4 separate regions of the Homo sapiens genome follow, and all the other regions are linked to region 1. A link is a contact called in ENCODE Hi-C or POLR2A ChIA-PET data. All regions are on one chromosome and are shown on one strand. Each heading gives the region's core, a stretch centred on a gene start or an enhancer-like site at or near the end of the contact. The rest is flanking DNA. Distances are from core to core; before and after follow the strand shown. Region 1 holds the start of ERCC1 (ERCC excision repair 1, endonuclease non-catalytic subunit). Region 2 has its middle 14 kb from the start of QPCTL. Region 3 holds the start of RELB (RELB proto-oncogene, NF-kB subunit). Region 4 holds the start of APOC1 (apolipoprotein C1).

Region 1 (3,200 bases), core at 605-3,104:
GTTTCACCCTTGGACCACTGAAGTCACTTCCTCACCAGCTCCTTGCCCACACCCTCGCCCCCTGGAAGTCTGTCCCCTAACTAAGTCCTCATGTCCCTCCTCTGCTCAGAGCTGGTGGGTGGCTCCTGCCTCAGAGTGAAAGCCAAAGCTGTCACCATCACCCACAAGGCTCTAGATCTGTCCCTGCTCCTTGCCTCAGAAACTACACCTTCTACCACTTCTCCTTGCTTTCTCTACTCCAGCCCCACCAGACTTCGTTCTGCCCTTGAACACGGCAGGCTCTCTCTGACCTCAGGGCTTTGGCACTGGCTGTTCCCTCTACCCCAGATGTCGCCATGGCTCACTCCCTCACCTCTTTCACGTCTCTACCAAGATGTCACCTCCTCAGAGAGGCCCTCCCTTGACCTTCCTATCTAAAGTAGGAAGGGGCCAGGCATGGTGGCTCATGCCTGTACATCCCAGCACTTTGGGAGGCCGAGGTGGGCGGATCACTTGAGGTTCGAGACCAGCCTGACCAACATGGTGAAACCCGTCTCTACTAAAAATACAAAAATTAGCCAGGCGCGCTCCTGTAATCCCAGTTACTCGGGAGGCTGAGGCAGGAGAATCGCTTGAACCCAGGAGGCAGAGGTTGCAGTGAGCCGAGATGGTGCCAGTGCACTCCAGCCTGGGCAAAAGAGCGAGACTCTGTCTCAAAAAAATAAATAAATAAATAAATAAATAGAGTAGGAAGGTCCTCTCCCCCATCATGCCCTACATCCTTAGCCCACTTTCCTTTTCTTCATAGCCAATGCTCATCACCCGTCGATTGTTTTCCCTTGGGAAGGAGATTTCAATATTGCCAGGTCCTTCCATTTACCAAAATATGTCTAAAGTGTAGATTTTTTTAAGATTGCAAAACCTGGCGATTCTTAAACACGAGCAATAAATTCATGTCTTGAAAAATCAGGGTGCTGGCCTCGTAAAACACATCAGGGGCTACCTGCTGAATGCCAGTGTCTGGCCTCTGCCTTAGCCCTCTCTTAGAACCACCCATCCATTTCACAGATGGGGAAACTGGGACCTGGGGAGGACCAAGGACTGTTTCCCCAAGTCGTCCGTGGCCCCCAAATCCACTAACCCACACCCTGGTCCCACAGGCCCCATCCTATCCTCTTCGTCCTAACAGCCCCCAGCCTCCCAGGGGCCCCGCATCTCCTTGTCCTACCACTCCAGGAGGGACCTCATCCTCGTCGAGGGGTATCACAAATTTCTTCCTTGCTGGCGGCCCTGAGGGCTGGGGCACCCCCTCTTTGTCCTTCCCAGGGTCCATCTGGAGCCTGAAAGGGAAGGTGCCAGGAGCGAGTGAGCCACTGGCGTCTACGTTCTCATCCCGCAGCAGGAACCCCCCACTCACAGCCGTCCCCCACAAAACTCCGAGAGCTCCATAGCGTCAGGTCCCCAACACCCAGCGCTAGAGGCTCTGTAACGCCACGCCCCTTTGACCTCCACCTTCGGCTCGCCCCGCCCCTTACAGGTCCACAAGTCCCATCGCTCCGCCCCTCGCCCCCACCGGATTCTATTGGCTCCGTCCCCACCATCCCCCGCCTTCCGTTCGTCCGGCCCCCGAGGCTAGCATCTGGACGCCCTCCCCACGCCTGGCCTTGTCCATCTCTCAGACTCGGCAATGATTGGCTTCCGCGGCGCCAATCTCCACCCGCAGTCTCCGCCTCCCGCACCTGTGGTCCGGGCCTCACGGTTTCAGCGCCGCGAGGCCTCACCTGCTGGTCTTGGAGCCTCAAGGGAAAGACTGCAGAGGGATCGAGGCGGCCCACTGCCAGCACGGCCAGCGTGGCCCAGGGCTCGCAGCACTTCCGGCCTCTCTGGCCCCGCTCCCCAGGAGAGTAGAGCATAGAGCAGGGCGATCTCTGTACAACTCTCTATGGTTCTGGAGGACCGCGGAGGTCGTGGGAGGAGAGAGATGTGGCCTGAGGATCTGGCTCCCAAACTGTTAAGTTTCAAAGCCCTTACTGAGCGCTTCTGTGTGCCCAGAATCCTGGCAGGGCTCAGTGGAGAACAGATCGCAGGAGATCCAACTTGGTCCCTCCTCTCAGTAAGGAGAGACTTAAGTTTGAATCCAACTCAGACATTGACTTGGCTTCAGTTTCCTCATTCATTCATTTATTCCACACCTATTCCCCCCACGCGCTTCCTCTCTTCCCGGTCCTGTGCGAGTCCGTGCTGGTGACACAGCAGTGACCAACGACAGCCCCGTGTTGTCCTCCCGGAGCTTACGGTTCAGTAAGGGACACAGACACGTTCCCAGTGCTGACCCAGAATGGGCAGGTCTGGGATGGGAGATCCCGGGAGAGCCGTGGGATGGGGGTCAGGGGGAGCGCCTGACTCAGCCCCGGAGTCCGGAAGGGCTTCCTGGAGGAAGGGACATCTGAGCAGGGGCCTGGCTGATGAGTTAGTATTAGTCACTTCCTGAAAGGATAGTATCACACTGTTCTAACTTGCAGCTCTCTGATTACTAAGGAAATGGAATGTTTTTTGTGAAAGTATTGGTCTTGTAAATTTTGTCTTCTGTGAATTGCTTGCTCATATTCCTTGTCCATTTTTAAAATGGGTTGTATGGCTTTTTTATTACTATTAATTTCTAGGGGTACTTTATGGATTCTGATTCTAATCCTTAGTTACCCATATTGCAAACATTTCCTCCTAGTTTCTACTTTGGGCTTTAACTTTAGTTATTTTTGGCACAGAAGTTATTTGTGTTTATGCGCAACTATTTATCAATCTGTTCCGTTCTGACTTTTGCTTTTGGTGTGTTAAGAGCCCTGCCATAACCCAGGGTCATAATGATAAATTCTTTTTTTTCTTTTTTTTTTTTTTTTCGAGACGGAGTTTCGCTCTTATTACCCAGGCTGGAGTGCAATGGCGCGATCTCAGTTCACTGCACCTCCCCCTCCCGGGTTCAAGCGATTCTCCTGCCTCCTTAGTAGCTGGGATTACAGGCATGTGCCACCATGCCCGGCTAATTTTTTTTTTTTTTTTTTTTTTTTGTATTTTTAGTAGAGACGGGGTTTCACCATGTTGGCCAGGCTGGTCTCAAACTCCTGACCTCAGCTGATCCTGAGGTCACTTTGTGACCTCCCAAAGTGCTGGGATTACAGTGCACGGCTATAATGATATATTCTATCATTTCTTTTATCTACGTA
Region 2 (3,313 bases), core at 601-3,100, 280 kb after region 1:
GTCTCCCAAATAGCTAGGACTACAGGTGCGTGCCACCACGCCTGGCTAATGTTTGTATTTTTAGTAGAGACAGGGTTTCACCGTGTTAGCCAAGATGGTCTCGATCTCCTGACCTCGTGATCCGCCTGTCTCGGCCTCCCAAAATGCTGGGATTACAGGCGTGAGCCACCGTGCCTGGCCCACGCTGTCCTTAAGGAGACACTTTGGTGCATACACAGCTGCTCAGCAAACCGACTCAAAAGAAAAACCTGAGACAGATGGCACCTGGAAGCAGTCCTACGCTGTGTAGGTGAGCATCTGCCCTCCAAATCAGCTCCAGGGCTGAAACTCGGGGTATCAAATGAGAGGATAAACATAGGTCCTCAATTTAGGTTCTTCCACATTCGCTGACATTTATTGAGCATCTACTATGTGCCAGGCATCATGAGAACTTTTTTTTTTTTTTAAGATGGAGTTTCGCTCTTGTCACCCAGGCTGGAGTTGCAGTGGCACAATCTCGGCTCACTGCAACCTCCACCTCCTGGGTTCAAGCGATTCTTCTTCATCAGCCTCTGGAGTAGCTGATTACAGGCATGTGCTACCATGCCCAGCTAATTTTTGTATTTTCTTGGTTTGGGGGAGAGAGTCTTACTCTGTCGCCCAGGCTGGAGTACAATGGCGAGATCTCAGCTCACTACAAACTCCACCTCCTGGGTTCAAGCGATTCTCCTGCCTCAATCTCCCAAGTAGCTGGGAATACAGGCACCTGCCACCATGCCCTGCTAATTTTTGTACTTTTTAGTAGAGATGGGACCATGTTGATCAGGTTGGTCTTGAACTCCTAACCTCAGGTGATCCACCTGCCTCGGCCTCCCACAGTGCTGAGATTACAGGCATCGAGCCACCATGCCTGGCCAATTTTTGCATATTTAGTAGAGATGAGTTTTGCCATGTTGGCCAGGCTGGTCTTGAACTCCTGACCTCAGGTGTCCACCCGCCTTGGCCTCCCAAAGTGCTGAGATTACAGGCGTGAGCCACCGTGCCCAGCCCATGAGAACTTTTTTTTTTTACATATACAAAACTATGTAGTCTCCCTGACTACAAATCCTGAAATAGGTACAATTTCAGTTCTCATTTTGCAGGTGAGGTGGCTGAGACTGAGAATTGCAAACGAGTTGTGTATGGTGTGCAAATTTTCACTCACAGCTGTGCTCGCAACCCCCATGTCCTATCTCCCTTCCAAAAAGTACCTGTGGCTGGGTGCGGTCACTCACCCCTGTAATCCCAGTCCTTTGGAAGGTTGAGGCAGGAGGACTGTTTGAGCCCAGAAGTTCCCGACCAGCCTGGGCAACAAAGACCCTGTCTCTACAAAAAAAATTAAAATTAGCTAGTATGGTGCCTGTGGTCCCAGCTACTTGGGAGGCTGAGGCAGGAGGATCTCCCGAGCCCAGGAGTTTGAGGTTACAGTCAGCTATGATTGTGTCACTGCACTCCGGCCTGGGTGACAGAATGAGACCCTGTCTCAAAAAAATAAAAATAAAAATACCCCAAATACACCCCCACCACTACCAAAAAAAAAAATACACTTGTGCCAGATGAAATTTGTTAAGAAAAAGTATCCATAGAATTTTAACTTTAATCTGCTTTATGCAGATTTTTGGCTTGAATCTGGGGTAAGAACTGTTAGCCCTGTTGTACAGATGAGGCTGCTGGTGCCTGGCAAGTTCCCGCAGCCAGCAAACCCTTTTATCTTTTTTTTTTTTTTTTCTAGACAGAGTCTCGCTCTGTCGCTCAGGCTGGAGTGCAGTGGCACGACCTCAGTTCAGTGCAACCTCTGGCTCCCGGGCTCAAGCAATTCTTCTGCCTCAGCCTCCCGAGTAGCTGGGACTACAGCCACACGCCACCACGCCCGGCTGATTTTTGTATTTTTAGTAGAGACAGGGTTTCACTGTATTGGCCAGGCTGGTCTCAAATTCCTGATGTCACAATCCACCGCCTCGGCCTCCCGAAGTGCTGAGATTACAGGCATGAGCCACTGTGCCCAGCCTTGCATTTTTCATTTGTAAAAGTTATGTCAGTGGGTTTTTTTTCCCTTTCCTACCTACTAGGCCATTTTGATTTTTTTTTTTTTTTTTTTTTTTAGTTTTGGCTTCCTTGCTGATAATTCCAAGCTTTTAAAATTTTTAAACAGTTTAAAATAAATTTTGTATTATAATCTGTGATTGACAGTTTCATCATGTGAAGCCTATGTGGGTGTTTTTGTTGTTTCTGCTGGTTCTTATTCATATTATTTCCATTTGTTTGGTTATTTGTGTACTACTCATTACCTGAAAAATTATTTGTGGTGGGCTGGGTGCGGTGGCTCACACCTGTAATCCCAACACTTTGGGAGACCAAGGCGGGCAGACTGCTTGAGGTCAAGAGTTCAAGACCAGCCTGGCCAACATGGTGAAACCCCATCTCTACCAAAAAAAAAAAAAAAAAAAAAAAAAAATTGCTGGGCGTGGTGGTGGGTCCCTGTAATCCCAGCTACTTGGGAAGCCTAGGCAGTAGAATCGCTTGAACCGGGGAGGCGGAGGTTGCAGTGAGCTGAGATTGTGCCACTGCACCGTAGCCTAGGCAACAGTGAGACTCCATATCCAAAAAAAAAAAAAAAAAAAAAAAAAAAGCCAGGCGTGGTGGCTCACACCTGTAATCCCAGCACTTTGGGAGGCCAAGGTGGGTCAGGAGTTCAAGACCAGACTGGCCAACATGGTGAAACCTTGTCTCTACTAAAAATACAAAAAATTAGCCAGGTGTGGTGGTGCGCACCTGTAGTTCCAGCTACTTGGCAGGTGAGGCAGGAGAATCACTTGAACCCAGGAAGCAGAGGTTGCAGTGTGCCGAGATCGCGCCACTGCGCTCCAGCCTGGGCAACAAGAGCGAAACTGCATCTCAAAACAAACAAACAAAAATATTTGTGGGGCTTCTAGATGACAGTTCCTTCCACAGGTGGACTTGTGTTTGTTTCTGCCAGACATGTCAGCTAGAAGTACCCTGTATCACACAGGACGTGAACCTGGCTGCGAACCTGTGCCGAGGGCCAGTCTGTGACCACAGATTATCAGAATCTTTCTTTTTTTTTCATTTGATTTCTGCCTCTTGAATACCTCTTCAGTCTTCCGGGTCATCCTTACCTGAGCTTGTAGCTCTCTGGAATCCCAGTTCCTGCAGTTGCTCACTGTGGGCTGGCTTTGGACTTGACTTTTGCCTGCTCCTTCCAGTAAGGCTGCCAAGTAGGAAACCCCAGTGTGTCCACATCAGCAAACACCCTGAGAGCAAATGTGGCTTCAGA
Region 3 (3,349 bases), core at 752-3,251, 420 kb before region 1:
ACAAAAATAGAAAACAGGCTGGGCGCAGTGGCTCATGCCTGTAGTCCCAGCTACTTGGGAAGCTGAGGCAGGAGAATCGCTTGAACCCGGGAGGCAGAGATTGCAGTGAGCTGAGATCGCACCACTGCACTGCAGCCTGGGTGACAGAGCGAGACTCCATCTCTCAAAAAAAAAAAGAAAGAAAAGAAAAGAAAACATTAGCCGGATGCGGTGGTGTGTGCCTGTAGTCCCAGCTACTCTGGAGGCTGAGGTGAGAGGATCCCCTTAGTCCAGGAGGTTGAGGCTGTGGTGAACCATGTTCCTGCCACTGCACTCCAACCTCGGTGACAGAGTGACACCCTGCCTCAAAAAAAAAAAAAAAGTTCACATTTGTATATAGCACCCACATGTGCCAGGCCCTGTTCTAAGAATTTTGTGTTTTAAATATTTGTGTCTATTAATTTGTGTGACCTTGGAGAAATTAATTTTGCCGGGTTTCAGTTTTCTCATCTGCTATGTGGGGATCAATAACACCATATACTTCACACAATTGTTGTGAACATTCAACTTACAGAGTTATTTCTTTTTCTTTTTGAGACAAGGTCTCACTCTGTCACCCAGGCTGGAGTGCAATAGCGTCATCACAGCTCACTGCAGCCTCAACCTCCCAGGCTCAAGCAATCCTCCTGCCTCGGCCTCCCAAAGTATTGGGGTTACAGGTGTGAGCCACCGTGCCTAGCCAGAACACCCAAATTTTATACAAGCAAAGGAAAGACAACAAACCCTGCATCTGTGGTCTGAGAGCGCCTGGCATCCAACTTAGAACCTAATAGATCACCTAGTCGTTCTCAGGAATATGAGAGGCTTAGGAATGTGATCTAGCCAAATGGCTGCCCCTCTTTCAGCCTGAGTCCCTTCTGCAATAATCCTATCATATGCTTCTGGCGCTGGTGATAGGGATGAGCTCAGGGTTTAGGCACACAGCTCAGGATGTATACGGAGGCTACACTGCTGCCATTCGCAGACTGAATAACTGAGCTTTTGAGCTCAAAGTGGTCTGGGCTATTTATGGGTAACTTTCAGGGGCTGCAGGGAGGAACAAACCAATAAATAAAACATCCATGCATTCATCCAATAAACTTTTTTTTTTTTGAGATGGGAGTCTCGCTCTGTTGCCCAGGCTGGAGTGCAGTGGCACGATCTCAGCTCACTGCAACCTCCGCCTCCCAGGTTCAAGCTATTCTCCTGCCTCAGCCTCCGGAGTAGCTGGCATTACAGGCGCACACCAACACGCCCAGCTAATTTTTGTATTTTTAGTAGAGATGGGATTTCACCATGTCGGTCAGGCTGGTCTCGAAATCCTGACCTCGTGATGTGCCTGCCTCGGCCTCCCAAAGTGCTGAGATTACAGGCATGAACCACCGCGCCCGGCCTCCAATAAACATTTATTGGGCACCTACGGTGTTCCAGGCGCTGGTCTAGGCGTTGGGGTTACAACAACGCACAAAACATAAATTCTGAAGCTGACACGCTAGCTTTAAACGTTCCTTAAATATCTTCATCCTCAATTTACGGTTGAGGAAACTGAGGTGTAGCGAGACCTTGGAGGTTTCCGAAATATTATTATGGATGGCAGGTGTAGAGCCCTGCCAACCTCTCGATCCTGAAGCTCCCCTTCCAGCCTGAGAAACGGCAGGTTCAAGTCCCACTGGGAGACCAAAGCGGGGAGCGGCTCAGTTTGCCGGCTTGCTCAATGGGTAAGGCGTGATGGCTCTAAGCAGGCCTCAGTTGTCTCGTCCAGAGCAATGGGCAGCGACGCCTGCCCAACCCCTCCTGAGCGCCCAGCCTCCCTTTCCCGGCCGGCCCCGCCCCCGCGATCACGTGACGCGTGGGGGTTTTCCCGTTCCCCAGGCGTGACGTCACGGCGGGGTGCAGACCAATGGGCGCGCAGGCCGGCGGCGCCGGGGAATTCCGCCGCCCCGCCCCCGCCCGCCGCCCGCCCGGCCCGGCCCCGCGCCCCGCGCAGCCCCGGGCGCCGCGCGTCCTGCCCGGCCTGCGGCCCCAGCCCTTGCGCCGCTCGTCCGACCCGCGATCGTCCACCAGACCGTGCCTCCCGGCCGCCCGGCCGGCCCGCGTGCATGCTTCGGTCTGGGCCAGCCTCTGGGCCGTCCGTCCCCACTGGCCGGGCCATGCCGAGTCGCCGCGTCGCCAGACCGCCGGCTGCGCCGGAGCTGGGGGCCTTAGGTAAGCGGGGCTGGGGTTCAGGAGAGGGGTCTGGGGCGGGGCTGGAGATGCGGGGATTCTGGCGGTCCCGGAGTAGTCTGGGGGTTCCTATGGGAGTCTAAGGGTTTCGCGGGGGCAGAGTGAGGGTTCCTGAGACACTGTATTAGGGCGTAGGAAGAAGGCAGAGGGTGATGAGGGGGTACGGCCCGAGGTTCGAGCGAGGCGTCCCGCTGTAGAGTGAGAGGGGGCGGGGCCTGACCCTGAGGCAAAGAAGGGGGCGTGGCCTGACTCAGAGAAGGCGGAGCGAAAGCTGCTCTTGGGCGGTATCGGGGCGGGGCCGGGCCCAGAGAGGGAGAAGAGGGGCGGGATCCGACCCGGACTATGAGAAGAGGGCCGGGCCTGACTCAAAAAAGGAAGCAGGGCCCTACGCTGAGGGGTGAGGGGGCGGGGCCTGGCCGTGAGGGCAGGAAGGGGGCGGGGCCTGAGTTGGCCGAAAGAAGGGGAAGGGGCGGGGCCTGACTCTGGCCGAGTGGAGGGGAAGGGCCTGTTACCCAAAAAAGCAGGGCGGGGCCCGACACAGAGAATGAGGAGGGGGTGGGGCTTGCCTCCAGACGGAGAAGCGGAGCCTTGACATTGAAAAAATTAAAAGTGGTCTGACCCTGACAGGAGGATGTTTTTTTTTGTTTGTTTTTTGTTTTTTTCTTTTGAGATGGAGTCTCGCTCTGTCGCCCAGGCTGGAGTGCAGTGGCACGATCTAGGCTCACTGCAACCTCTGCCTCCCGGGCTCAAGCAGTTCTCCTGCCTCAGCCCCCCGAGTAGCTGGAATTACAGGTGCCCGCCACCACACCCGGCTAATTTTTGTAGTTTTACTAGAGACGGGGTTTCACCATGCTGGTCAGACTGGCCTCGAACTTCTGACCTCAGGTGATCCGCACGCCTCGGCCTCTCAAAGTGCTGGGATTACAGGTGTGAGCCCTTGTGCCCAGCGGGATGGGGACTTTTTAAACTGAGATTGAGATGGGGTCCCCTCCAGGCCCAACTTTAAGGGAGAAAAGGAGCGGGCCCTGAGTGTGATGAAGGGTGGGGCGAACCACAGAAACTAAAGGCCAGGACCTGTCCATGATTTAGCTGGTAAGCCTGGCCAGAC
Region 4 (3,240 bases), core at 680-3,179, 510 kb before region 1:
TGAGCCACTGCAACCAGCCAGTAGCCCCCATCTTTGCCCCTCGCTGAGCCCTACTGGATGTTCTTGGTTATGCGACAGTTTCCCCATCTATTAAAGAGAAACCCCTATAGCAGAGGGGAGGATGAGGTTGGAAAAGCAGGAGCATTGTTATGCTATTCTTGTGGGGTCTGGGAAGCAGACATCTGGGTGGATGTTTGGGGGGTGCTGGGCTTAGTTGGGGAAGTAGGGGGGCCCCTGGGGCTGACAGGGACTGGAAGCTCTGAGCTGGCCAGAGGGATGTTGCAATCCTGCCAGGGTCTTGTCTATGCTGTCCTTTTCACAACCATCCCCCTACTGCCAGGCTGACACGTGGTTGCGGGGGCACAAGGCCAGCCAACCTAGAGTCTGAGGCTAGGCGGAGGACACCCTCCCCACCAGCTGCCAGGGTCACTGGCGGTCAAAGGCAGCTGGTGGGGAAGGCATTGGACTCCAGCCTTGGGGGACGGATGTAGTGATGGTGGGAAGCAGGCTTGGTGCCAGGAGGGGCGTCAGAGGGTGAATAAAAGCAGATAGAGTGTTTGGGGGAGGTAGCCAGCCAAAGGGGGTGAGGCCCGGTGGAAGGGAAGAAGGGACATACACGCAGAGCTTTGCAGCTGAGGGTTTTAATTTTTTGAGATGGGGTCTCTGTCCCACCAGGCTGGAGTGCAGTGGCACAATCACAGCTCACTGCAGCCTCGAACTCCTGGGCTCAAGCAATCTTCCTACCTCAGCCTCTTGAGTAGCTGGGACTACAGGCATGCGCCACCACGCTCGGCTAATTTTTGAACTTTTTTGTAGAGATGAGGTCTCCCTATATTGCCCAGGCTGGTCTCGAACTCCCAGGCTCAAGTGATCCTCCCTCTTCAGCTTCCCAAAGTGCTGGGATTACAGGCATGAGCCACCATGCCTGGCTAATGCAGGTGAGGTTTTTGCAGTGTCATCCAGCTAAGGCGACCCGTTCCCCTCCCAAAAAAGGGAGACTGAGAACCATGAAGTTAAGAGCCCAGAGAATATCACGGTGGTCTGGGGTGCTTCAAGGGCTGGTCTGGAATAAATTGGAGGTGGCACGCAGGGTAGGAGCGCCGGGCCAACTGGGAGACCCAGCAACATAAAGGAAAAGTTGTTGGGGCTGAGGAGGCTTGCTGAGAGAGGGGAAGTGAGGGAAAGAGGTGATCTAGGGACACGGTGTGAATGAGGGGGGGATGAGATCACAGGGTTATTACTGGGAGACCCCTGAGGGAAGATGGCCACAGGGACAGGACAAGGCTGTCTTCTTAAGGGAGGAGACCACCCCTCATATTGTCTTATGCCCAATTTCTGCCTCCAAAGAAAGAAAAAGTAAAAACTAAAAGGCAGAAATGAAATCCACAAGCAGACAGCCCGCGCCACACCCTGGGCCTGGTGGTTAAAGATTGACCCCTGACCTAATCCGTTAGGTTATCTATAGATTACAGACATTGTATAGAAAAGCACTGTGAAAATCCCTATTCTGTTTTGTTCCGATCTAATTACCGGTGCATGCAGCCCCCAGTCACGCATCCCCTGCTTGTTCAATCGATCACGACCCTCTCACGTGCACCCACTTAGAGTTGTGAGCCCTTAAAAGGAACAGGGATTGCTCACTCGGGGAGCTCGGCTCTTGAGACAGGAATCTTGCCCATTCCCCGAACGAATAAACCCCTTCCTTAACTCAGCGTCTGAGGAATTTTGTCTGCGGCTCCTCCTGCTACATTCTGAGTGGGGAAAGGGACTAAGGTGGTCTGAGGACCCCACAGAGTCAGGAAGATTGAGAGGTGAGAGTGCTGAACGGGGAGGGGCTTTGGGGCTAAGGGAAGTGCCCGGGACCCCACCTGACCCCAACGCTCACGGGACAGGGGCAGAGGAGAAAAACGTGGGTGGACAGAGGGAGGCAGGCGGTCAGGGGAAGGCTCAGGAGGAGGGAGATCAACATCAACCTGCCCCGCCCCCTCCCCAGCCTGATAAAGGTCCTGCGGGCAGGACAGGACCTCCCAACCAAGCCCTCCAGCAAGGATTCAGGTTGGTGCTGAGTGCCTGGGAGGGACACCCGCCTACACTCTGCAAGAAACTCAAAAAGGGAGATGAGGGGATCGTGGGAGGGAGGTAGGGAGGGAGGAGGGTGCCACTGATCCCCTGAACCCCTGCCTCTGCCTCCAGAGTGCCCCTCCGGCCTCGCCATGAGGCTCTTCCTGTCGCTCCCGGTCCTGGTGGTGGTTCTGTCGATCGTCTTGGAAGGTAAAAGTGGGATGGGAGAATTGCGGAGTTGGAGATTTGGAAGAGTGAAGGTGGCTACAGGCCTGGGGTCCCGGCTTAGAGGACCTCTGAGAGCTCCGGGGCCCCTTCTGGGTCGTGGTTGCCTCATCGTGGTCGGGTGGGTCTCCAGGTTCTCCCAGGCTCAGTCCCGCAGGCGCCAAATCTGCGCAGGAGAGCACTAGCAACCGATGACGTATTGAGGCCCACACCTCTGGGATTGGCTGTCCTGCTTCGACAGCCTTGAAAGTGGGTAAGCTGGGTGGGGGGCTCTGGGAGAGGTCAGTGCTGAGTAAGGCAATTCCCAGCAGCTTGAGCCCCACCAGGTCACTCCAGTATTCCTCCCCATTCTTTTTTTTTTTTTTTTTTTTTCTCTTGAGACGGAGTCTCGCTCTGTCGCCGAGGCTGGAGTGCAGTGGCGCGATCTCGGCTCACTGCAAGCTCCGCCTCCCTGGTTCACGCCATTCTCCTGCCTCAGCAGGACTACAGGCGCCCGCCACCGCGCCCGGCTAATTTTTTGTATTTTCAGTAGAGACAGGGTTTCACCGTGGTCTCGATCTCCTGACTTTGTGATCCGCCTGCCTCGACCTCCCAAAGTGCTGGGATTACAGGCGTGAGCCACCGCGTCCGGCCATTCCTCCCCATTCTAACCACATGATCCCCAAGGATCTCTATCCATCCCGGTATCCCAACCTAAGGGGGTTCCAATAACAAATTTTTGGCCGGGCAGGGTGGCTCATGCCTGTAATCCCAGCACTTTGGGAGGCCGAGGCGGGCAGATCACTTGAGGTCAGGAGTTCGAAACCAGCCTGGCCAACATGGTGAAACTTCGTCTCTACTAAAAATACAAAAAAATTAGCCAGGTGTGGAGGCACGCGCCTGTAGGCCCAGCTACTCGGGAGGCTGAGGCAGGAGAATCACTTGAACCCGGGAGGCGGAGGTTGCAGTGAGCCG

The links. A loop is a pair of places that touch in the nucleus more often than their neighbours do. ChIA-PET counts read pairs that join two places held with the same protein, here RNA polymerase II (POLR2A). Pooled maps may share reads with other maps.
Region 2: a pooled map shows a loop between it and region 1 (4-fold over the local background). The contact joins the enhancer-like site here to the promoter of ERCC1 in region 1. A Hi-C loop is called at or near these places in 11 of 168 maps with a recorded cell type or tissue (A673, CD4-positive, alpha-beta memory T cell, CD8-positive, alpha-beta T cell and 8 more), 8 of 37 single-sample maps with no recorded cell type and 22 of 50 pooled maps. POLR2A ChIA-PET finds 5 or more read pairs at or near these places in 6 of 52 experiments (A549, H1, HEK293T and 3 more).
Region 3: a pooled map shows a loop between it and region 1 (6-fold over the local background). The contact joins the promoter of RELB here to the promoter of ERCC1 in region 1. A Hi-C loop is called at or near these places in 1 of 37 single-sample maps with no recorded cell type and 4 of 50 pooled maps. POLR2A ChIA-PET finds 5 or more read pairs at or near these places in 1 of 52 experiments (HEK293T).
Region 4: a pooled map shows a loop between it and region 1 (4-fold over the local background). The contact joins the promoter of APOC1 here to the promoter of ERCC1 in region 1. A Hi-C loop is called at or near these places in 1 of 50 pooled maps. POLR2A ChIA-PET finds 5 or more read pairs at or near these places in 2 of 52 experiments (GM12878 and WTC11).

Annotation. Positions count from the first base shown.
Region 1 is chr19:45,422,063-45,425,262 of GRCh38, forward strand. It overlaps ERCC1 (ERCC excision repair 1, endonuclease non-catalytic subunit), which reads right to left and starts at 1,855. Exons shown (of 10, transcript NM_001983.4): 1 at 1,719-1,855; 2 at 1,208-1,319. The coding sequence starts at 1,312. RefSeq lists enhancers at 1,841-1,930, 1,991-2,040, 2,289-2,583.
Region 2 is chr19:45,705,506-45,708,818 of GRCh38, forward strand. No RefSeq gene overlaps it. Among named protein-coding and RNA genes, the nearest start is that of QPCTL, 14 kb to the left of the region's middle. RefSeq lists an enhancer at 1,425-1,654. Within about 2 kb of position 1,851, at least 7 of the 41 ENCODE cell types and tissues checked have a DNase peak (open chromatin) inside an H3K27ac peak, as active enhancers do; they include OCI-LY7, ascending aorta and gastrocnemius medialis, where a contact is called at or near this core.
Region 3 is chr19:44,999,463-45,002,811 of GRCh38, forward strand. RELB (RELB proto-oncogene, NF-kB subunit) reads left to right here and starts at 2,002. Exons shown (of 12, transcript NM_006509.4): 1 at 2,002-2,223. The coding sequence starts at 2,118. RefSeq lists silencers at 1,826-2,235, 2,556-2,835.
Region 4 is chr19:44,912,679-44,915,918 of GRCh38, forward strand. It overlaps APOC1 (apolipoprotein C1), which reads left to right and starts at 1,930. Exons shown (of 4, transcript NM_001645.5): 1 at 1,930-2,055; 2 at 2,194-2,271. The coding sequence starts at 2,214. RefSeq lists enhancers at 1-725, 1,484-2,243, 2,244-3,001 and a promoter at 943-2,069.